Linked DNA regions of Homo sapiens: region 2 is linked to region 1. A link is a loop called in an ENCODE intact Hi-C map of the cell type or tissue named here. Cell type or tissue: mammary epithelial cell. All regions are shown on one strand. Each heading gives the region's core, and the rest is flanking DNA. Links, peaks and the distances in the headings are about the cores only. Region 1 has its middle 59 kb from the start of DEK. Region 2 overlaps RNF144B (ring finger protein 144B).

Region 1 (12,491 bases), core at 2,314-10,313:
TGAGATGACCACTCAACCATCTAGGATGCACATATTCCAAAGAATGGAAGCCAGTGTTCTGAAGTGTAGAATCATGGGACCCTTTATACAGACATAGATTAAGGAAGCTTAACAGAATTTCATGATCTTTCTATATAAGGATTAATGCATAGTTACAATGATCTGATGAATTGAGGTTGTCTTTTTCTTTCAAGAAAGGTATATTTAACAATCCATGCTGAAGATTTTGCATCATCTGAGTTGAATTAGGTGAAGGACAATAAAGGAGGCAGTTAATCTGGAACAAAGATCAGTGATTGGAAGAGGAAGAAGTCTTGTCTCTGGTCCTTTCTGGTCATTTACAGAACAAGAACAATGAGGAAGAGACTTGATTTAATTTAAGAAGCAGAAGTTACAACTACATGCTATGTGACTCAGATCACAGTCACATCTCTCTCAAGGTGTTTTCTGGGTTCTGGCAGCTTTTAAATTTTACTTATTTTCACATAGCTATAGTCTGCCCTCCAAAATGTGCTAGCTGTCCTGAAAATGCACATCCTTGGCCACATGGGTGATGGGGTCAGAGGTCACGATGGACCTGCATTCATGGTTCTTTTTTTAAAATTTTATTTATTTATTTATTTATTGAGACGGAGTTTCACTCTGTCGCCCAGGCTGGAGTGCAGTGGCGCGATCTCGGCTACTGCAAGCTCCGCTTCCCGGGTTCACGCCATTCTCCTGCCTCAGCCTCCTGAGTAGCTGGGACTACAGGCGCCCACCACCACGTCTGTCTAATTTTTTTTATTTTTAGTAGAGGTGGGGTTTCACTGTGTTAGTCAGGATGGTCTTGATCTCCTGACCTCATGATCCGTCCGCCTCGGCCTCCCAAAGTGCTGGGATTATAGGCATGAGCCACCGTGCCCAGCCAAATTTGTAGTTCTTAACTGGAAGTGCATTCCACCTTTGGTGGGCCAGTAGTATGTCCTGTTGATGTAGGGAAAGATGCAGAAAAAAATGGTGAGTGGGGAGTATGGGCTGAGACTGGAGACATTCTTGTTCTGCACTTATTGTCATCAGGTGGAGTTTTCTGTGAAATGAAGATGCTAATAACGACCTTTCAGAGTGGTTGTAGAGAGTAAATTGATTCAAGCACAGTGCCTCATAAATAGTAAGCTCTTAAGATATGGTAGCTCTTTTTTCTTCTTTTTTTTTTTTTTTTGAGACAGAGTTTCACTCTGTTGCACAGGCTGGAGTGCAGTGGTGCGATCGTGGCTCCCCGCAACCTCTGCCTCCCCGGTTCAAGTGATTTTCCTGCCTCAGCCTCCCGAGTAGCTGGGCCTATAGGCGCATGCCACCATGCCTGGTTAACTTTGGTATTTTTAGTAGAGATGGGGTTTCACCATGTTGGCGAAGCTGGTCTTGAACTCCGTATCTCAAGTGATCCGCCTGTCTTGGCCTCCCAAAATGCTGAGATTACAGGTGTGAGCCACCATGCCCTACCTGGTAGCTCTTATTAGGGTAATTTATTTTCCAAACCAGTACACTTAGGAAACGAAAAAGGGTACTAAAATAATACATACAATATAATTTACATATGTTTGAATATAATTTCTAAATTATTTATATATTGGATGATAAATTAGTTTTATTATATGCATAGGCCAATAAAGTAGTTCTATTTAAAAACTTTTGAAAATGAAATTCTTTCATTTTTGTTTTAAATTTTTTTTTTTTTTTTGAGATGCAGTTTTGCTTTTGTTGCCCAGGCTGGAGTGCAATGGCTCAATCTCGGCTCACCGCAACCTCCGCCTCCTGGGTTCAAGCGATTCTCCTGCCTCAGCCTCCCGGGTAGCTGGGATTACAAGCATGGGCCACCATGCCCAGCTAATTTTTTTGTATTTTTAGTAGGGACGGGGTTGCTCCTTGTTGGTAAGGCTGGTCTCGAACTCCCCACCTCAGGTGATCTGCCCGCCTCAGCCTCCCAAATTGCTGGGATTACAGGCATGAGCCACTGCACCGGGACGAAAATGAAATTCTAAAAAGTAACAACTATCTATGTATATTAAAGCAAAATTAAAAAAATCTTTAGTCTTATCAGAATGATGAAAATAACGTAAGTGGTATGATTATTTTTGTTACATAGTACATGCTTAATCAGTTTCTTAGTCTTTTTTTTTGGAGACAGAGTTTCGCTCTTGTTGCCTAGGCTGGAGTGCAATGGTGCAATCTTGGCCCACCGCAACTTCTGCCTTCCGGGTTCAAGTGATTCTCCTGCCTCAGTCTCCCGAGTAGCTGGGATTACAGGCATGCGCCACCATGCCTGGCTAATTTTGTATTTTTGGTAGAGATGGGGTTTCTCCATGTTGCTCCAGCTGCTCTCGAACTCCCGACCTCAGGTGATTCGCCCGCCTCGGCCTCCCAAAGTGCTGGGATTACAGGCGTGAACCACCGCACCCGGCCTTTAGTCTTATCTGTCTCAAATATCATGTCATTTTTCTGACACCGGCATTTTTTGGAAGAATGCATTTTTTTCTTTTTTTTTTCCCAAGACAGAGTCTTGCTGTGTTACTCAGTCTGGAGTACAGTGGTGCAATCTTGGCTCACTGCAAACTCCACCTTCCAGATCCAAAGGATTTTCATGCCTCAGCCTCCCGAGTAGCTGGAATTACAGGCATGTGCCACCACACCCAGCTAATTTTTGTATTTTTAGTAGAGACAGGGTTTTGCCATATTGGCCAGACTGGTCTCGAACTCCTGGCCCCAAGTAATTCACCTGCCTTGGCCTCCAAAAGTGCTGGGATTACAGGTGTGAGCCACCACGCCTGGCCAATACTGCTTTTTTTGTAAAATAGACTTATTTTTAACTTCTCATAATACCTGGATCTTTTTTGAGGTTATACTGCATGTGAATAAAATTGAGGTTGACTCTTCTTCTCTGTAAATCATAATTTACTTGAGAAATGTAATCTCTCTAGAAGAGCTAAGTTATCTGGTAAAAATGGAGTGAATTCTGCTCAATGGGAAGTGTTCTTAATTCTAATTTTTTTTGTGTTAAAATGTATAAATAATTGGCTGAAATATACTTCCTGATTACTGTTCTTTTTGCTTCCATTCAGAGTACTTTTCTTTGCTTTTACAAATATTTTTGGAAGACAAATGTCATCACATAAATTATCTCCATTTATGATAATTCTGATGTTTCCCCAAACTGAGATGCCATAAATTCATAGGCCTTCTTAATTTTGTTCCATTCCAGTGGACAACATAAAAGTTTCTCTCCATATGTAGAAATATTCCAAAGAACAATTATAGAATCTCAAAACTAAATCTTGGACAGGATCTGAGGGCAATTCATTTATTTCCTATAACTCTGTTGCTGTAGATCGGATGTTTCAGTGTCTTCCTCTTTGCAAGTTTGGTTTTTAATAGTTGTAATTACCGAAAAACTGAAGTTTGTTTTTTGATGCTCCTTGAATTCTTTGATTAAAATTTCTAACTGATATTGAACAAAATGCACCCTAAATCTAGAGGACTAATTATGAAAAAGTTCAATATCATTGGTCAGACACAGGCTGATTTACTAAATAGTTCCAATGGATGATGGGTAGCAGAGAGGAAATAAAGTTCAGTACTGCCATGCTGAGGTGTTTTGTTTTTTTTGTTTTGCAATCAACATCAACTTATCAACTTTATTAAAAAATTTTGTAGTTTAATAAGTTGGCATCTTCAAAATTTGTAAATTTTTACAAATATGGTTTCATTGCAGTTGATACAATAATGCAACTTCTTTGGAGAAATTATGACTTCATTTACACTGTAACCAACTCCAGCTGTAGTTCTGCATCTTTAAAATTAGATGCCTTAATTTTTTTTTTTTTTTTTGAGATGAAGTCTCGCTCTCGCCCAGGCTGGAGTGCAGTGGCACGATCTCGGGCTCACTGCAAGCTCCGCCTCCCGAGTTCACGCCATTCTCCTGCCTCAGCATCCCGAGTAGCTGGGACTACAGGCGCCTGCCAACACGCCCAACTAATTTTTTGTATTTTTAGTAGAGACGGGGTTTCACCGTGTTAGCCAGGATGGTCTCGATCTCCTGACCTCATGATCCACCCGTCTTGGCTCCCAAAGTGCTGGGATTACAGGCGTGAGCCACCGTGCCTGGCCTAGATGCCTTAATTTAAGAAGATTTTTTTTCCCCCCAAGACAGAGTCTTGCTCTGTTGCCCAGGCTGGAGTGCAATGGCATGATCTCGGCTCACTGCAACTTCTGCCTCCTGGGTTCAAGCAATTCTCCTGCCTCAGCCTCCCGAATAGCCGGGATTACAGGCATGCACCACCACACCCAGCTAATTTTTTTTCAGTACTTTTAATAGAGACGGGGTTTCGCCATGTTTGCCAGGCTGGTCTCGAACTCCTGACCTCATGATCCGCCTGCCTTGGCCTCCCAAAGTGCTGGGATTACAGGCGTGAGCCATTGTGCCTGGACAAGATATTGTTTTTACCATGACATCATGTTCCACCAAAATGTTTATATAGATTATCACTGCAAAAACAAATACTTTTACCTTAAATATTGAAAATTTAAATTTATAGTGAGTCATAATTATGTCAGATATGTTTCATCTTAAACAGACTACAATTCCAAAAGCTTTACATTGATTCCATGAATTAGATAAAAAAATTAAACCATTATTGGAATTAATTTAATTGATCTTTCTAGGTGAAGCCTTAGTAACACTGATATAAAATTAGCAACAGTGAAATTTTTATAAAATTCTTCTATCAATCTTAACACATTATAGCTTTTGCTTCACTTTTCGTGCATGAACACAAAAACATGAAATAAAAATTGGCAAAGTCAGTGTAGGAGAATAATTACTGGATCTAAATGTCATGTGAGCACCTTACACAGCTGTGTGTAATAACTTGTAAACTTTAAGTACAGGGTTCCCAAAATAGCTACTAATTTTATTTTTCTTTTAAAAATAGAAACAATCTTGCTTTGTTGCCCAGGCTGGAGTGCTATGGTACAATCATAGCTCACTGCAGCCTCAAACTCCTGGGCTCAAGAGATCCTCCCATGTCAGCCTCCCAGGTAGCTAGGATTACAGGTGTGTATCACTACACCTGGCTAGCATTTTTTTTTTTTTTTTTTTGCTGTAGAGATAAGGTCTTGCTATGTTGCCCAGGCTGGTCCTGAACTCCTGGCCTCAAGTGATCCTCCCACCTCAGACTCTTAAAATGCTGGGATTGCAGGTGTGACCCACTGCACCAGGCCACTGCTAATTTTTTATGTAGATTATAACACTTCAGGCCCACACCTGTAATCCTAGCACTTTGGGAGGCCAAGGCAGGTGGGTCACTTGAGGTCAGGAGTTCAAGACCAGCCTGGCCAATATGGTGAAACCCCATCTCTACTAAAAATACAAAAATTAGCTGGGCATGGTGGTGTGCGCCTGTAATCCCAACTACTTGGGAGGCTGAGGCAGGAGAATCAGTTGTACCTGGGAGGCGGAGGTTGCAGTGAACCGAGCTGAGATCACGCCACTGCACTCCATCCTGAGCGACAGAGCAAGACTCTGTCTCAAACAACAACAAAAACCCAAGAAAAGAAAAACAAAAAACTTCTTCAGATTTGTGTTTTAGGGTTTTCATTTGCTTCTGGATATCACTTTGTCCTCCATGGGTGTGGGGAGTGGCAAATGATGACATTTTATGCAATTTCACATTCATCAACTTACTTGAGGATAGAAAATTCCTCACTTAATATTTTACGAAGTGTAAACTTTCACTTTTATTTATTTACTTATAAAATAGAGATAGGGTTCTGCTATGTTGCCCAGGCTGGTCTCAAACCCCTTGGGTCAAACAATCTTCCTGCCTTGGCCTCCCAAGTGCTGGCATCACAGGTGTGAGTGATTGCACCTGGCCTAAACTTTCCCTTTTGAGCTTACTGTTGTTGAAAGATTTCTTGCAAAATAAAAAAGCACCACCAAACAATAACATAATACTTTTAGATGCACCTCATAGAAGAAATAACCAAATCATTTTGGTCAGATTGGTTTCTCTGTGTCCTAAGGCAGTACTTGCAGCCTCGTTTCCCTGTACATATTCCTCACACCCCTAACCTATGATTTCTCACATATCTCAGGGACCCCACCAGCTGTGCCTTGGTGGTTCTGTGCATTTTATAGACCTGAGCATGGGCCATGGCAGACCTAGTCGGTGAATCCCAAGGGTTCAGAGCAGCAGCTGTTGGAGAGCTCTCTTGCCACCATAAGTGCTATCCTTGGACAGAGTTGAACTTGGAGGCTCTTGTCTGAGGGTCTTTTTTTTTTTTTTTTTGGTAAGCAAGTGCCTTGCTGTTTTTGAAAGGGAAACGTGTTAGTTCCATTGCATGTGGAAAGGATTGGGGAAAATAGAAATGGGTCCACACTAGCCGCCTTACAGATTTAACCGCATGTGACATCTTGGCTTGTGTGTCATACAGTACTAGACAAGACCATGGTGGAAGCTGAAAACATAAAGGGCTACTAAACCAATCCTAGCTTATTTTAGTGCAAATATTAATGGTGACTCTCCATTAAAGTGAAACAATCCAGGAAAATGTTAAACCAGACAAAATAGCAGGATAATACGCCTAAACCAGGGCTGTCCAGGGCAGAAAAAGACCCTAGTTATAAGGATGGCACATTATCTCGGGAGTTTTTGCATAGGAACACTAGAGGGCGCTTTAGACTATAGTTAAGAATCCTGCTTTGATTTACAGAAGGAAACTTACTGTATCAGATTGATGTTATAAATTTCAGCAGTGGTTGGTTTATACATTGGTATTCCTAGAACATGGAAAAATGCAATACAAATGTTTTCGTGTTCCCCCTTCCCATGCTGGAGTGGTTACGATAATACTGTTTGTGTTTTACTTCAGATTAAAATCTTCAGAAGTGCCCTTTAGTTGTCAAAAGTGTCAAACACTGGGGATAAAAAGGTCACACACTGTTAGTGAGCAATGAAAATTTAGTATGATAAACTGATTCAGAAAACAACTTGCTTTGAATGTTCTTGATGTGCTAGGTATGTTTTCCTAAACCTTTTATGCAGGACACATTTAATTTTTTATTACAATTCTGTGAGATAGGCACGACTGTTATTTACTTTGTAGATGAGGAAGCCGAGGCACTCGGTGTTGAAAAGACTGCCCAGGGTCACATGTCTTGTGCATAGATAATGTGCTGTTAACCGTTGTACTGTGCAACTGTGCAACACAGTTGCATGGATAATAATTAGTGAATAATACCTCTATGAATGAATGAATAAATATTATGTTACATAGATACTAAGCATATGGGAAAGGAGTAGGGAAAATTGCACTTCATATTTTTTTCCTAGTGGCTGGTCCAATTATTTAATGAATCCCATTCCAGCTCTCAAGAGTCCAGTGGAGTCCACTCAGGGTTGGAAATGGATTTGTCTATGTTACATTATGGCTTACCTGAAAATAGTGAATGGGAGTTCACGGTCACTCAGTCATCCAACTCTTGAGAATCTGGCCTGGGGATGGAATAGAGGAGCATGAGGAACCAAGAGTGGGAGGAATGGGGTCCACTTTTGGAGAAAACAAGAAAAATGCAAGGAGGAAAAATTGCTTCAGCTCCCTGGCAGACTCGTTCTCTAAGACCGACTCAGGAGACGGTGGAGGCTCTCTCTGTGTCCCTCCAGGGGCTGCTCCAGGAACCAGGCTCCTTTGGGGTGACAAATACGTCCACCCCTAGTAGAACCAGAGAATATGAATAGATGCTGAAGTCCTAGGACTAAAACTGGTTTCAGTGAGGAATGGGGGAGGTCCTACTACAGGTTGGGGAGGAATGGATGAGATTGTCCCCCTATTTAAACATTTCTTTTGTTGTATTTTTTTATTATAGTAAAATATACATAATATAAAATTGACCATTTCACCAGTTTCACGTGTGCAATTCAGTGGCAATAAGTAATTCACAATGTGAATGACTTTTTTTTTTTTTTTTAAGACAAGATCTCACTCTGTTTCCTAGGCTGGAGTGCAGTGGCACTATCTTGGCTCACTGCAGCCTCCTCCTAGGCTCAAGTGATCCTGTCACTGCAGCCTCCTGAGTAGCTAGGATCATAGGTGTGTGCCACCATCCCTGGCTAATTTTTGTATTTTTTGTAGAGACAGAGTCCCACTATGTTGCCCAGGCTGGTCTTGAACTCCTGGGCTCAAACAGCTCTCCTGCCTCAGCCTCCCAGAGGTGCTGGGATTACAGGCACGAGCCTCCATGCCCAGCCTGTGAATTACTTTTTCATAATCACAAATAGCAACTCTCCATTTCCTCCTCTCCCCAACCTCTGGAAATCACCGTTCTACTTTCTGTCTCTAATGAATTTGACTACCCTAGGTACCTTGTTAAGTGGAATCATACAGTATTTGTCCTTTTGTGACTGGCTTATTTCATGTAGCCTAATGTCCTCCAGGTTCATCCATGTTGAAGCATGTGTCAGAACTTAATTTTTTGGTTAATGTTAGAAGACTGGAGAGGAGATGGAAGGACATGTTCGGGCTTGCACTCCTTGGGTGGCAGTGGGAGAAAGACAGTAGGTGTGGGATGCCTTTCTCCTGCCCTTCAGGAAATATCATGCTTCCTTCTAAGGCCATCAAGTGGTGTGATTGATCAGGCAACAGAAAACCAGCCTCCCATTCCCAAAACCTATCCCCCATTCCTTCTCCATACTGCCTAAAATACACAGACTTGGAGACTGGTTTGATTTAACAATGAGAGTGCATGGGGAATTGAGGTGGGGAGAAGATGCTGTCAATTATTTACTTTATTAAGTATTACTGTAATGTGAATTAGAATATCAGATCATTTTCCACCTCTGTCTACCCCAGTTGAACTAATGAAGCAGGAGTTATAGAGTTGGAGTGGAGAGTAGAGAAGGGATGCCATTTTGGGCACGTATATGACAGGCTCATACCACACAATGTGAGCCTCAGGAATCCGGGGAGAATGGGAGAGAGAAGTTTTTTTTTTTTTTTTTTTTTTGAGACGGAGTCTCACTCTTTCACCCAGGCCTGACTGCAGTGGCGCTATCTCGGCTCACTGCAAGCTCCGCCTCCTGGGTTCACGCCATTCTCCTGCCTCAGTCTCCCGAGTAGCTGGGACTACAGGCACCCACCACCGCACCTGGCTAATTTTTTGTATTCTTAGTAGAGACGGGGTTTCACCGTGTTAGCCAGGATGGTCTCGATCTCCTGACCTCATGATCCGCCCGCCTTGGCCTCCCAAAGTGCTGGGATTACAGGCGTGAGCCACCGCGCCAGGCCAAAGCGGGTGTTTTAAGAGCCCCCAGCTCTGGTTCTAGTACCAGACCAGCTAACAATGCTGCCCCGATGCGAAGTGAAGGGGAGCTGGGCATGGGTGTTCACTGTGTGCCTTTCACAGGATACGTCTACTTGGAGGGTGGCCTAAAGCCTAGTTCTCCAACCTGTAACCAGGAGGGCTCTCTCACAGGAACCTTGTTTATACTGGCAGATACCCACGTGGCTCTTGTCTGATCGGGTCCAGTTTATGCCTGTCTGACTGTCACTCTGCTGCTGGGAGCCTGACTTTGTGCTCTCCTTGGTGCCTTGGAGAAAATCAGGCCTGGGGCAGCCCCTAGTTCTTCAGATGGAAGGTGCAAATTCAGTACAGCACCCTCATAGGAAACAAGTCCAAAGATTTTCACTTAAACAGTTCCTGGGCAGGGAGAGCACCATGAGTCTTTGGTCACTAGGTCATGTGAGGCAGGAATGAGGGATCAGGTGGAGAGAGAGAGAGAGAGAGAGAGAGAGAGAGAGAGAGAGGGAGGGAGGGAGGGAGGGAGGGAGGGAGGGAGGGAAGAGAGAGAGAGAGAGAGAGAGAGAGAGAGGAGAGAGAGAGAGAGCGCGAGCAGCTAGCAGTATATTTTGCATAATACAGTGTGGGCCATTTTCAATTTGAGGGTAAATGCATGAATGGTCCCTTTAAAGGAAGCAATGGGAGAGTGGGGAGCCCAGGGGGCTAGCGGTAGAAATGCCTCTAAGTTCTTATCTCTGGCCACCAGCTCCAACCATTTGGGTGTGATGTAGAAAAGAAAAAAAGGAAGAAGGACAGAGGAGCCAGCTCTGCTCTTGCTGGTCTTAAGCAGGACCAGATGGGACACGCCCCCTTACGCACCCAGCTGCTGTTCTCGAAGGCACTTAAGGGCTCTAGCTCACCTGGAGTTTTGAAGGGGATGCGGAAGAGCTTGATGTTGCAGCCTTCCTCTCTCCTTGGCAGAGTCTCTGGTGATAGAGACATGGAAGAAGTTTCCAAGGCTGGCCCTGGGTCAAGCAATGCAAAACAGAATTTATTTGTGGAGAAAGTTTATGTTCCATTCAGCTGTAAGTTACAATGGCCATGACTCTGAGAGGCTGTCTCATAGGTTTATATAATTTGACACTCATAGAAGGAGAGGCCTCCTTTTACCTGAATGTTGTTCATTCCTAGCTTTTTATCCTTGGATTGGTTGGTGAAAAAGCAGCCAGCCTTGACTGAATTATGTGTGGAGTTGGGAGAGAGGAAGGAGGTTTCTAGGTCTGTGTTGGTGACCTAATTCTGTATTATGTTTTCAGCTTTGCTGACCTAATTCTGCATTATGTTTTCATTGAGTGAGCTTTTTATTTTTATATCCCTTTCTGGTAACGGAACTACCTTTAAGACTTTCAGTTTTTCCATGTCCCAACTTGCCACATTTTACGTGCACTTGAAAATTCACTCCTTAAGCTATTTTTCATTCTTTCAACCCAGTAGGAATAATATTGCCTGTTTATTATTTGAATAGCAGCATTACTGCTGGTATTATAAAGTCGCTGGTCTTGAGCATAATTTGTATGTGTAATAAGTTAATATTTGTTGTCAAGGCTTTAAAGGGGCTGTGTCTTTGGTGTTGGATTTTAATAGTTAATGAACCAATGGAATCTTTTTAGTTTTATTGCCTTCCTTGGGTGATTAGATATGCATCATCAGACCTGGTTTGCTTTCACCAACGCTGAAAACAGGTTCCTTGTTAAACACGTCAGTTACTTGTTTCTGGAAGTTACATTTACCACATACTGTGATGACTGGCATTGTTTTTTGGGTTTCCGTTTCAATGAAAAAAATTACTTGAAAAATGTTCTCTTATATTTTGAAACTGTGATACTCATGTTAGCTTGTGATTAGCACTAGCATTTGAGGAACATTCTAAATTCAATCTCTCAGGCATTTTGGTTTCTTTGTTTCTAAAACTTGTTCAATTATGCCTGATTTCCACTGGTAAGACATAATAACTCTTTTGTGCAAATTGGATGTTTGTATCACTTCCCTGCTTTTTAGTAAACTTTGAAATTCTTTTCAATTCCTGAAACTAAGTGGGAATAGTAACTAGATTAACCATGGCTTTTTTGTTGTTGTTGTTGTTGGAGAGACTGTAGCCTTGACCACCCAGCCTCAAGTGATCCCCCTGCCTCAGCCTCCTGAGTAGCTGAGACTACAGGTGCAAAGCACCAGCCCACCTAATATATATATATATTTTTAATAGAGATGAGGTCCTACTGTGTTGCCCAGGCTGGTCTTGAACTCCTGGCCTCAAGCGATCCTCCCACCTCTGCCTCCCAAAGTGCTGGGATTATGGGTGTGAACCACCGTGCTCAGCTAGCTTTTAAAAATAATGAGCATGAGGCAGGTGGATCACCTGAGGTCAGGAATTCAAGATCAGCCTGGCCAACATGGTGAAACCCCGTCTCTACTAAAAATACAAAAAGTTATTTGGGAGGCTGAGACAGGAGAATTGCTTGAACCTGGGAGGCAGAGGTTGCAGTGAGCCGAGATTGTGCCATTGCACTCCAGCTTGGAAGACAGAGTGAGACTTCATCTGAAAAAAATAAAAATAAAAATAATGAACAGGACATCATTGCTTGAAAATTATTTCTAAAAATCAGGACATTCCAAAAATAATGGTTCCTTTGAAAGTATTAAGCCCTTCTTGTTGCAGGCCTTGTGGGTGTGATTGGTTTGTGTGTGAGAAAACCATGCTAAATGTAAATAAGTACATTTAGTAACTCTTTAAGGAACAATTAGTTCCTTTTCCCAGGATAAATTTATTTTACAAGAAGTGATAAAGTGAATATTTTGTAAGAAGTATAATTTTAAAATTATTTAATGTGATTTTTTGGCACATCTAATATGCAAATATAGTATTTATATTTCCCTTTCCCGTTACTAAAGGGAAAAATAACTCTAGTGAAGAAAGCGGAAGAAAGGTCTTTTTGGTCTCTGCCCTTCACTCTGACTGTATTTCTTTGCTGTAGCTGTATTAACTGAGTAGTTAGCTCTAATTACATAGTTCATCTTTGCAGCAGCCTCAACTGATTCAGTTTAAAATCAGATTAAAACAAAACGTCCTTCTTCTTGTGTGTGCAACCCCATAATTTAGACTGTTCTGAGCTTTTAAAAGAATGCT
Region 2 (12,491 bases), core at 1,781-9,780, 130 kb after region 1:
GAGCACACAAACAGAATGAGAAACAGCCTTGCCTACCGTCAGAGAGGCCATCTCCATGAAATGAATAGACAGCAGCAATTAACAAGATGCCGATTCTGTGCTCCTTCCCCCAAATTAAGGCATGTGCACAATAGAAGGTAGTTCACTTAAGAATGGATAGGTTATGACTTGAAGAAGAAAGGGAATTTTTAGGGGAGAGGAAAAGCATAGGATGAGAATTGTGTATATGGAGAAGAATATGAAACAAAGGGGAAATTTGAATGTGTTTCAGTATTATAAAAAAGTAAATGATTTTTCTAGGGGACAGCTTAGTTCCAGAATTGCTTTATCTGTTTGTACATATGCAGATCAAAGTAGCTTTTTAAAACCAATTTTAAAAAATTATAAAAGTAGTACTTGACCTTTTTTAAAAAAAAATTTCAAGTTTAGAGATGAAGTAAATCTTTGCCTCCTCTCCTAGCCCCTGCCTTTACTCAAGAGTAACTGTTATGTTTTTTTAATATTCTTCTGCAAATGTTAAAGTATATTTCTATATATACATATTTTTATTTTATTTATTTTGAGACAGTGTTTCTCTCTGTTACCTAGGCTGGAGTGCAGTGGCATGATCTCAGCTCACTGTACCTTCTGCCTCCTGGGCTCAAGCAATCCTCCCACCTCAGCCTCTCAAGTAGCTGGGACTATAAGTGTGCACCACCATGGCTGGCTACTTTTTTGTTGTTGTTGTGGAGATGAGATTTCACCACTGTTGGCCAGGCTGGTCTTGAATTCCTGGGCTAATGTGATAGGCCAGCCTTGGCCCCTCAGAGTGCTGGGATTACAGGAGTGAGCCACTGTGCCTGGCCTATATATACATGTTTTTATAAAAATGTTTCATTTATACTCTTTCTGTCTGCTTTTTTTTTTTTTTTTTTTGAGATGGAGTCGCACTCTGTTGCCCAGGCTGGAGTACAGTGGCACGATCTTGGTTCACTGCAACCTCCGCCTCCCAGGTTCAAATGATTCTCCTGCCTCAGCCTCCCTAGTAGCTGGGATCACAGGCGCCCACCACCACATCTGGCTAATTTTTGTATTTTTAGTAGAGATGGGGTTTCACCATGTTGGCCAGGCTGATCTCGAACTCCTGCCTCAGGTGATCCACCCGCCTCAGCCTCCCAAAGTGCTGGGACTACAGGCATGAGCTACTGCACCCAGCCTGCTTTTTTTTTGTTTGTTTTTTTCTTACACTTAACATTATATCTTAGAGGTCTTTCCAAATTGTTATATTGATTTATTTTTTTTAAAAAAGCTATGTGGCGTTCAACTGTATGAATGTATATTATTTGCTCACCTACATAGAAACCTTATAGACATGGCATAGCATGTTAACTTTTTACAAAGGTGTATCAATTTTTATTGTACACAATGTTTTCTACAGGATACTGTATGTGGATGCATTTTTAAATTTCTACTTACATACACATTTCCATGTGCCTCACATTTAGAATGATAAAATCATTGGTTTGGAAAAGACTTTAAAAGTCATCTTGGACATGATGCTTTAATCTCGTTGATAAAATATCTACCACACAGGAGGAACAGTCCTTGTTTGAACTGGGTACTTGCTTGCTATTACCAGAAATAGCCACATCAGCTAAGATGCTTTCAGCTGCAAGGAACAGAATGCCTGCCTAAAAGTGACTTTAACAGCAAGGGCATTTCAGTACCTCACTCACAAGTCCAGAGGTAGGCTGTCATGGGTTTTGGTTAATTTATTAGGTTGGTAAAATTGCTGTTTTTGCCATGTTTTTAATGAAAACACAAATTATTTTTTACCAACCTAATAGCATCTCTGAATCATTTAGCTTTCCCTCATAGCTGCAAGATTGTTTTGATGATCCAAGCATCATAACCTCACACAGTTGGGTTCAAAGGCAGAAAAACAGAAAGGCCTTTCTTTCCTATGTATCAAGGTGGAGATCCAGTCCCAGAAGCCCCTTAGTGGACCTGCCTTTGCCTCTCATTGGCTAGAATCATGTCACATGTCCAAGACTTAGTTTCATGGAATTGTGGGAAAGAATATCTCTAGAATATTCAGATTTTATAGTGATAGGTCTTCATAAGGAAGGTTCAAGGGGGTTGGGAGAGATGTTGAATAGACGCTCTACAGAGTTGGCTAGAGTAGTCAATTTCCTTTTTGGATAGAGTCAAAATCTGTCTCTTAGTTACTCCACTAATGCTCTTAGTTAAGCTCTGTAAGCCATTCCTAAGGAATAAGGACTTCTAATGAAGGAAATGTGTAGAAAGCTGTAAAGTTTTCCTCCTTTTTCTTTTTCTACACTCCTTTGCATGGACCTTTATGTGCTGTCATAATAGTGAAAAATACGGAAGTTCAGTGTTTTCTCTGGCTCAAACTCTTTCCTTGCTTTCAACGGACTGTGCCATAGCTGCACTGCGCCATAGCTGCACTGCTTACTAAGGTCCTTTCTTTATAGTAATTCATCAAAACCTATAATTTCTCCTTTATTTATTTGTCTGTGCTTCCCTTTTGTCACCCCAGATACCTGAAATAATAAGCTGGTAGAAACAAGTCGGAACTTCTACCAAGTAGTTTTAATTGATTAGAGCTATGAGAACAAATTGCATCCTTGTATCTTTTTAAGGTGATCACTAGGGATGCTATAAATTTTAACAGTAATATGTGTTTTAAGTTTCCTTTTCCCTTATTTTTCCTTCTTTTTCATCAAACTTTTAAAAGATCTCTGATTTAGAAGGGAAGCGAAGTAGATATTTGATATGGGAGTCTTTCACTCTAAGTTACATACTAACCTTCATTTCTTTGGGCTTAGTATTTGTGAAGCGGTTGTAATAGATTGGAAGAAAATATTAAATGGTGTAGAAATAAAAGACCAAGGCCTTGGATCCTATGTGTGCCACTGTTTCCTTGACTTCTTAAGGTTTTAGTGATCTTGGAGGGTCCATCTCTGTTGGGGTCTGAGCATCTGTGAATTATAGAATTTCCTCCTTGTGATTGCATTTGTGTGAAGGGTTCACTGTTCTTTGACCCCCACCCTCCAGAATTCCTAGATAAGACCATATATTTAAGGATGCAATTTTTGAATGAAAACTTATAACAAGATAGATCCAATTATTTCATTTCTAGGCGAGACATTAGTGGAGACAGTATTTTATTGGAACATTTCAGACTTTCTCCTTGATATTGAATGTGTAAAATTATTAACTGTAAAAACTAAATTCCTACTTAATACCTTTATTTTCTTTTTGCACCATCCTTTGGATTTGTTTGCCTCCTGTGTGTACATTTCTAGGAATCATGAGCCCTAGGACGTTTAAAACTAGAATGTTGTCAATTCAAATTTTGCAAAATACCTGAGTTCAGAGAAAAAAGGGGTACTCTACCCCTCAAATAACATCATTTTTTACATGGTATGTTCCCTTAAAGGTCATAGTATATGGAAAGAACATGGGGTCTGCTACTGAATAAAAAAGAGATACCAAGCAAGATTTGCAAACACTTAAATAGATGGCTGTCAGTTCTCCAACTCTATCTTCTTTCCTGTATGTCATATGGAACTAGCCAATGTGTTATGACTAGCTATTATAATGGTCTGTGAAAGTCTCTCTGCCTTTTGTTTCTAGAACATGTGGGGGTTTTTTTTGTTTGTTTTTTGTTTTTGTTTTTTTTGTTTTGTTTTTTTTGAGACGGAGTCTTGCTCTGTTGCCCAGGCTGGAGTGCAGTGGTGCGATCTCAGCTCACTGCAACCTCTGCCTCCCGGGTTCACGCCATTCTCCTGCCTCAGCCTGCCAAGTAGCTGGGACTACAGGCACCCGCCACCATGCCCGGCTAATTTTTTGTATTTTTAGTAGAGATGGTGTTTCACCCTGTTAGCCAGGATGGTCTTGATCTCCTAACCTTGTGATCCGCCTACCTCAGCCTCCCAAAGTGCTGGGATTACAGGCGTGAGCCACAGTGCCCGGCCCACATGTGGGTCTTTCACACATTGTCCCTAAGTTGCACATTGGTAGGGAGCAGAATATCCAAACTGACAGGTAATCCAACTTCTTGGCTAAGCCACACCAGATACTGTTTAATCCCTAAACTATTTGATTATTTTCTTCCTTGTTCTTTAATTTCCTGGGAATGTGGAAGAAACCTCACTATCTGTTTCTCAGTGCCTGAAAGGACAAAGTCTTTTTGGAAAAATATCTTATTAAAAATTTGCTTTTTATGTCCAATTCTCTTCCAAGATAGTGCCCAAATAATTGTAGAAGGGATTTGAGATTTTTGCCTATTTTACGTGCTCAAAGGTGGGAAATATTCTAAAAGTCTTGTGAATTTTGTTTACAGAGAACACTTTTTATCTGTTCATAAAGGCAATGGTAAGCTATTCTGTTAGTACCTACTTTGAGAAATGTGGCAGGGCTTAGCGACCTTGTAAATGATAGGTTTGGATCCATTATGAAGACTAATAGTAGAAATCCTCACCCTTGTTGTATTATACTTCCATAAATGTCAGTTTAAAAAAGAGGGTAAATGGGGCAGGTGTGGTGGCTCATGCCTGTAAAATCCCAGCACTTTGGGAGGCCAAGGTAGGCAGATCACCTGGGGTCAGGAATTCGAGATCAGCCTGGCCAACAAGGTGAAACCTGTCTCTACTAAAAATACAAAAATGAGCCAGGCGTGATGGTGCGCACCTGTAGTCCCAGCTACTCGGGAGGCTGAGGCAGAAGAATCGGTTGAACCCAGGAGGGGAGGTTGCAGTGAGCTGAAATCATGCCACTGTACTCCAGCCTGGGCGACAGAGTGAGACTCTGGTTCCAAATAAATTAAATAAATAAGAGGGCAAATGAAGGTGAGAAAGACTCAAACATGAATCGGGCAGACCATCACATTTTCTTTCTTTACACTTTAGAAGTTCATCTGGACCCCTACCGAACATGGTGTCCTGTTGCAGACTGTCAGACAGTGTGCCCTGTTGCCTCGAGTGACCCAGGACAGCCTGTGCTGGTGGAATGCCCTTCTTGCCACCTGAAATTCTGCTCGTGTTGCAAGGATGCTTGGCATGCAGAGGTCTCCTGTAGAGACAGTCAGCCTATTGTCCTGCCAACAGAGCACCGGTAAGAAAGGAAACTTTGTCTTTGGGATTATTCACTAGTTTTCTTAGAAATTCAACATACCTTACGTGTAGAAGGAGTTACGTTGTGATGGCGTTTAGAGATTGGTTATTTTCCTGCAGAACTTCCCTGAGAAGTGTCTCAGAATTGGTAAGTTGCCAACAAAAAAGCATTTCTAGTTGTTTGCCCCAGAGGAATCTTCCAGATATTGCTGGAATTAAAGTTTGTATGAGTTTTGCTTTCTCTTTAGGTAGTGAGGCACCGTGGTCTACTGGTTCTCAGTAGGAAATCATGACTTGTTCCCGCTCTTTGCTCAGATACAGTATCTGCCTGTATTGGTATATATCATTCTTGTTGCTTGCAAAATGAGAAAAGAAATTTTCTTACCTGACTAAATTGCCAGCTCATGATGTGTGACAGTCATATTAGAAAGAACACAACAATAGAAACAACGGTCCTAAATTCTTTCAGCACGTAGAAAGGAGGGTTCTCTCATGATATTTTATGCTCTGTAAAGGTTGAGATTTTATCGTGATAGGAAGCAATTAAATCTGTACCTTTTTAGTACAGCGGGTTTTTTTTTGTTTTGTTTTGTTTTTGAGACAGAGTCTTGCTCTGTTGCCTAGACTGGAGTTCAGTGGCACGATCTCGGCTCACTGCAACCACTGCCTCCTGGGTTCAAGCGATTCTCCTGCCTCAGCCTCCCGATTAGCTGGGATTGCAGGCACTTGCCACCACGCCTGGCTAATTTTTCTATTTTTAGTAGAGATGGGGTTTCACCATATTGGCCAGGCTGGTCTTGAAATCCTGACCTCAAGTGATCCACCCGCCTAGGCCTCCCAAAGTGCTAGGATTACAGACATAAGCCACCACACTTGGGCGATACAGAGGGTTTTTATGGCAACAGCAGTGCCCAGAGTGAGAGACCTCTGTGTTTCATTCCTGCTTTGCTTGAGGCTATCGTTGTTCTGCATCAGCAAGAACAAAATACGAGTGTTGTAATCCCATTGGCTTAATCACACAGTGCACCCAGAATGTGTAGAACCAGGCTTCATGAATAGTAATGCTACTTGGCTACGATGCTGTGCTTGAATCTCAGAACAAACAAATGGAGAGGAATAGAGAAGCTAATACACATGGCAGGCATGTGCCCTCTTAGCCGGATTCAAACCACTGTTGCCTACATTTTCGTGGCCATAGCAGGAAGCTCCGTGGGTATCACAGGGCAACGTAAAGAACTCAGAGGATAGGAGGATTTGCATTCTGACATTGTCACTCGGTATCTGTGTGTCTCATAGAAGCCACTCAGCCTCTGTGAGTCTGTTTCCCTATCTGAAAATAAGGGAATTAAGATACAAGTTGAGCATCCCTTATCCAAAATACTTGGGATAAGAAGTGTTTCAGATCTCAGTGTTTTCAGATTTTGAAATATTTTCATGATATGTTTATTGGTTAAGCATCCTTACTCTGAATACCAGGAGTCAGAAAGGCTTCAATGAGCATTTCCTTTGTCATGTTGGCACTCAAAAAGTTTCAGATTTTGGAGCATTTTGGATTTCAAATTGTGGACTAGGGATGCTCAACCTGTAATAACTGTCTTATGACAATATGAGGTTATTGTTCATACGAAGTCTGATAATAGATTTGACAACACTCTGTGAGTTGGATATCTCTGTGTGCTGGGTGGTGGTTTTGATGGGCAGTAGCTAAAGTGTTACATGGTGCTATCGCTCACTCCAATTCCTGTTGCTTATTTTCTGTGCCCCTTGGGGCTGTGAGCCTGTATTGGTCTATTCGTCTGTTTGGAGAAGGTCTTTTGAAAGTATTTGACATTATTTTAAAGTGTTTATATTTGAGAACCCCTTCTCCATTTGTCTAATGAACAGACCATTAGATAGATTATATACGCCCAGTTTGGACCCTGACCTAGTTTCTCTGCTGTGTAGCCAACTCCTTGCCATTCTTATTTAGGCAATGCATGCTTAGGGAATGAAATATTAATTTGACAAAATAGTGAGTTAAATCAGTGGTGGAAACTGTAATTATATAATTCACTGAAAGCCAAAATAAATAAAGATTCCTTCTTGTATGAGTTATCTGTACATCTAATAATGTTTTTGCCCACACCCTTTCTTTTGGAAGTGAATTAAGCATGGATAACTGTGAGTTCATTATCTAACCATCAGGAGCCCTGGGAATTCAACTGATGACCATCAGCTGAATGCCATTTCTCATCCATTTTGTTTCTAGAGCCCTCTTTGGGACAGATGCAGAAGCCCCCATTAAGCAGTGCCCAGTTTGCCGGGTTTATATCGAACGCAATGAAGGCTGCGCTCAGATGATGTGCAAAAACTGCAAGCATACATTTTGCTGGTACTGCCTCCAGAACTTGGATGTAAGTTCCACCTAGGTTTGTTGTATGGTGTTTCCTATACTGTATCTGCACCACAGCTGATATCCTACAGATTTTCCTTTAAAATATTGGGGCAATTTTTGTCCTGCAAAAGGAATTTATTTTTCTTAATGAGACTTACTAAGCCTGATACTTTAGATATCTAAAAACATCTTTTTGATGACCTTACATATGCCACCCTGGTGTTAAAGGCAAGCTTTTGTTTTCAGGGCATTTCTTGCTATTTGCACATTGTCTCTATTATGTAAAGGACTATTAGTGTCTTCATTTTATATTGCTGTTGTAACGAATTAGCACATACTTAGTGGCTTAAAATACCACAAACTTATTATCCCACAGTTCTTCACTTTGGAAGTCTGACATAGGTCTTGCTGGATTAAAATCAAGGTGTCAGCCGGGCTGCATTTCTTTCTGGAGGCTTTAGGGGAGAATCTGTTTTCTTGCCTTGGAGGCTGTCCGCTTTCCTTGGCTTGTGGCCTCTTCCTCCATCTTCAAAGCCAGCAACATCAGATCTCTCACTCCCTTCTTTCTTAGTCGTTGCTCCCTCTGACCACAGCTGGGAAAGGTTCTCTGCCTGAAGGACCAATGTGATGAGATTGGGCCCATCAGGATAATGTAGGATAATCTCCTTTATCTCAAGGTTCTTAATTTAATCACACTTGCAGAATCCCTCTTGTCATATAGGGTAACACATTCACAGATTCTGGGAATTAGGCCATGATATCTTTGGGAGGTAGTTATTCTGCCTACCACTATTAGATTTTTTCTTCGTTTTGAATTTAAAGAAAAATGGTTCAAATCAATGGTGTCTCCTAACTCTCTTCTCTCCCTCATGCTCTCTTGCATGCTCTCACTCGCTCTCTCTCTCTCTTGTTCATGAGCATGCAGCAGTATCGCTACTGTTTTGACAGTGTTCCCTTCCCAGATCAAGGGGCTTGGCTTAATTTTTTCTCACCATTCATGAATCAAGTCTCAAATTGAGGTGCAGTTTTATTCAGCCCTGTGCCAAGGCTAATGGTAACTTCAGAGTTAAAAATGCGATGCAAAGAGTTGGTGAGAAGGTCTTACTTCACTTCTGGTCTTTTAAAGTTTGGGGTAACATAAGTTGTTTATAGATAACACTCTGTTTTGGCAATTTGGACCTCTAAAATATGTCCATATCAGCGTAAGCCCTCAGTTACCATTGAGTTGCTATTCTTTTCTCAGCTCTTTGTTTTGATTGCTTGATTTGCTTTAATTCAACAAGCGATTTGTGTAGTGCTTTAGTTCAGACATGCTTAGTGAGTGAGTGTGCAGTTAGCATGTAATGTCATCAAGCAGGCCACCACCTGCTTGATGTTTAATGGAAAACTAGATATGTTGTTTAAGATGACATGTATGAATAAGAATAATAACCTCCATCTTAGTGATTTAAGAAGAGGTATAAACTGAGGAGAAGAAAATGGACATTTTAGACTCTAGAAGTTCAGCAGCTCAGTTTGGAAGAAATATCTTCTATTTAAAAATTGATTTATCATAGGCCCTTGAGTTACAATTATGTTTGATATTTAAGACCTAGCATGCATCTAAGTGAGTGATATTCTGGATGAGGATTTTACTGATTGTACATTACACATGCATTACAAATGAAAAACAATTTTTTTTTGTTTTCCTTCAGGTTTCACCAGAATATTAATTGGGTTCATATCCACAAGGAGGCTGAGCCCATGAGGTTCTCTTTAGGAGGCCAGAGTGTAAGGGAACAAATATGTGCACCAGATCTCCATCCTTTGGTTGAAATGTGTTTGGGGGATGGTGTTGCAAAGGACATGCTGTTCTGTCTCTTGTGCTGCTCTGGTTCTGGAGATGAAATGGTGCAGATGTTAAATGGCTGAATACACAGACTTCAAATATTGAAGCATCTTTTTTTCTGGTGACTGTTTTCTAAGATCTCATTTTCAGTTTTAGCCAGGGGCATTGGATTGTTGGTAATGATGTTTTTCTCTACGCAAGTGGAGTTCTACATCAGATGGTGGTGTGGATCTCTGTTTATAGGAAAGTTTGAGATCATGGGGCCAGGAGAGGGGTGATTGTCTAAAATCCAGGCCTGAGACGGACACCAAACAGGAATTTTGAGTGTTGTTGGAGTTGAGCTTGTTCCTGCCTTGATTCTCACCCCTGTAGTTTCAGAGGATGAGTTACGCTTAATTGTCTGCTTTAGAATCCTATTCCTGTCCATAGCCTTAGAGACTTGAGCTGTTCAGTTATCTCTTTCCTCTCCTGTGGTTTCAATTTCCACTCTCCACTCTCTCAACATATCCATGCATTCGGCTGTGTCACATTTAAACACGAGTAAACATTTTTCTTAAAGCCTACTTCTTTTCCTTACTACCCCTCTATTTATCTTTCCTTTAGAAGCCAAGCTTCAAAAAAGCCTAATCACCTCTTGCTACTGACATTACTTACCTTCCAAATACTGCAATGTGTTCGGATTGCCACGTAGTCACACCCCGACTGTACCTCTTTCCCAGATTTTGAGTGATTTCTTATTGGCAGAATCCAATAGTACTTGTTTTTAGCATACCTAGATTCTCTGCTGCATTTAACATCTTGACCACTTCCATTTCAGTGATACCACCTCTGTTGGTTTCTCTTCTACCTTTCTGGTCATATCCCAGTTCCCTTTTTAGCCTCTTCCTCGATCCAGTCTTAAATGCCTGTGTTCAGCAGCCTCTTTGCTTCTCAGTTTACCCCTCTTCCTAGTTAATCTCAGTCTCTTCTATGGTTTCTTCTACCCCATGTACACCGATGCCCAGTTGAGTCCCCTTTCTCCATTTGTCTAATGAACAGACCATTAGATAGATTATCTACACTTAATTTGGACCCTGAGCTAGTTTCTCTGCTGAGGTCCAAGTTTTTTTTTTTTTCAGTGTAGATCTTTGTGATGAACTGCCTTTTGAACAGCCCTGCTTGGATGTCTCAACCATCTCTCAAGTTCAACGTGTCCAAACTTATCTTCCCAACAAACTCCATCTCTATGTTGTCACTTCTCTCAATAAAGCGACTGCCTTCTTTTAACCCAATCACTTTCCCTTCTCTGTGATTGCTTCTCCTTGTTTCTCTCCAGTTACTTTCTTAATATCTGAGGACTGTAACTTCCTCTTCTCCATCCATCCTCAGTCACTGGCATTTTCTCTCTCCTGGTTTGCCACACCAGCCTTTCAGCTGCCTTGCTCCTGGTCTTCCCATTCCATTGTACCTCCGCCAGAGCTACCTTGCTAAGATAAGTAGTCAGGTCATTACTACTCTTTTTTTTTCTTTTTAAAAATAATTAATTGAGATTCGTATTGATTATGATCTGCTTTCACTTTGGTGATTTACAAAACTACCAAGATAAAGATTACAGGCTTGGAATTCCTAGAGGGGGTCACTGATATCACCAGAGAAAAACTTTGCCTTCCATTTGGTGATCTGATGTGGTCTGTATTCATTTCTCAATTTAAAACTGCATATTTACTGAAATCAATCTTTTTATTTTTCAGAATGACATTTTCCTCAGACATTATGACAAAGGGCCATGCAGGAATAAACTTGGCCACTCAAGAGCATCAGTGATGTGGAACCGAACACAGGTACCCTGACCTTATAGGGAGCGTGACATAAACCAAAATCGTGATGGCTTAAAGAGCCCACCTCTTCGCCTTTCCTCATTATTCCCTCCTGGGAGGTACCATCCCAGCCTGGGAGCTTCTGGGGAGTGTTAGGGCAGGGCTAGGGAAAAGTAATGGGGTAAATACCTAAAGTTAATTCATGAGCACAGTCTCCTTAAGGACAAGCGGAGAAACAGGGGCACCAGAGCTGCCAGGCAGTCAACAGTGACGTGCAGAATGCAGGCAGATGTTCTTTCCTCTTGAGAAACAGTGGAATGACTTTCCTAAAGCCCTTTAAGGCATATTACCTATCAAAGGCAGTGTATTAGTCTGTTCTCACACTGCTAATGAAGACATACCTGAGACTAGGTTAGTTATTAAGGAAAGGGGTTTAATGGACTGACAATTCCACATGGCTGGGGAGGCCTCACAATCATGGCAGAAGGCAAAGGAGGAGCAAAGTCATGTCTTAAATGGTGGCAGGCAAGAGAGCTTGTGCAGGGGAACTCCCATTTATAAAACCATCAGATCTCATGAAACTTATTTACTACCACAAGAACGGTATGGGGGAAACCACCCCCATGATTCAATTATCTCCACCTGGCCCTGTCCTTGACACGTGGGGATTATTACAATTCAAGATGAGATTTGGGTGGGGACACAGCCAAACCATATCAGGCAGTGCTCTAAAACCCTGTGAGCCCCTTCTAGGGCTTAGATCCCTGTGTACATGCCATTGTGTGTTTATGTGGCAGGTTCAAAAGGAGTCATGGTTTATTTTTAATTTTTAATAGTGTTTTATATTTATTAAAGGCGGTATTCCTTTGGAGGGAGTCAGTGCTAATATCCTAGTAATCATTAACATCCCTTTGAGCTAGTTGAGGAAATTCAAGTAGAGAGAGAGCACCAATACCAATAATTCATGACTATACTGAGCTTGCGACAGCTTGAGTTAGCATTTGGATGGTTTCCATCCTTGATTTGGTCCTTTGTATCTCTCTGGCTTCTCTCCAATTCAGATCATTGCTGGGCACTAGCTGAAAGGTCCCAGAAATGTAACTGTTCTGTGTGCCTGAGATGATGTCTTGTTCAGGCTGCTATAACAAATGACCATAGACTGGGAGGCTTAAAGAACAGAAATTTACTTCTCATAGTTCTGGAGGCTGAGAAGTCTGAGGTTCAGGTGACAGCATGGTCATATCTTAGCAAGGGCTCTCTTCCTGGTTTGAAGATGGCCATTTTTTTGCTGTGTCTTCACATGGCATAGAGCCTAGAGAAAGAAAGCAAGCTCTCTGGCATCTGTTCTTGTAAGAGCACCAATCCCATCATGAGGG

The links. Hi-C counts contacts between places; a loop is a spot of excess contacts. Peaks named below come from ENCODE experiments on the same cell type or tissue, not always from the same donor. Only the 100,000 strongest peaks of a DNase experiment are listed, where the experiment ranks them.
Region 2: a loop joins it to region 1, with 3.0 times the contacts of the local background. A loop is called at or near these places in 2 of 110 quality-filtered maps.

Annotation. Positions count from the first base shown.
Region 1 is chr6:18,317,673-18,330,163 of GRCh38, forward strand. No RefSeq gene overlaps it. Among named protein-coding and RNA genes, the nearest start is that of DEK, 59 kb to the left of the region's middle. In mammary epithelial cell, for the core only: a CTCF peak has its summit at 6,690 (motif pointing right); a DNase peak (open chromatin) is centred at 8,559; H3K27ac peaks cover 1,172 bases.
Region 2 is chr6:18,452,242-18,464,732 of GRCh38, forward strand. It overlaps RNF144B (ring finger protein 144B), which reads left to right. Exons shown (of 8, transcript NM_182757.4): 5 at 4,914-5,118; 6 at 7,366-7,510; 7 at 11,050-11,139. Among named protein-coding and RNA genes, the nearest start is that of MIR548A1HG, 64 kb to the right of the region's middle. In mammary epithelial cell, for the core only: no CTCF peak of the experiment used is centred there; DNase peaks (open chromatin) are centred at 5,240 and 6,110; H3K27ac peaks cover 1,498 bases.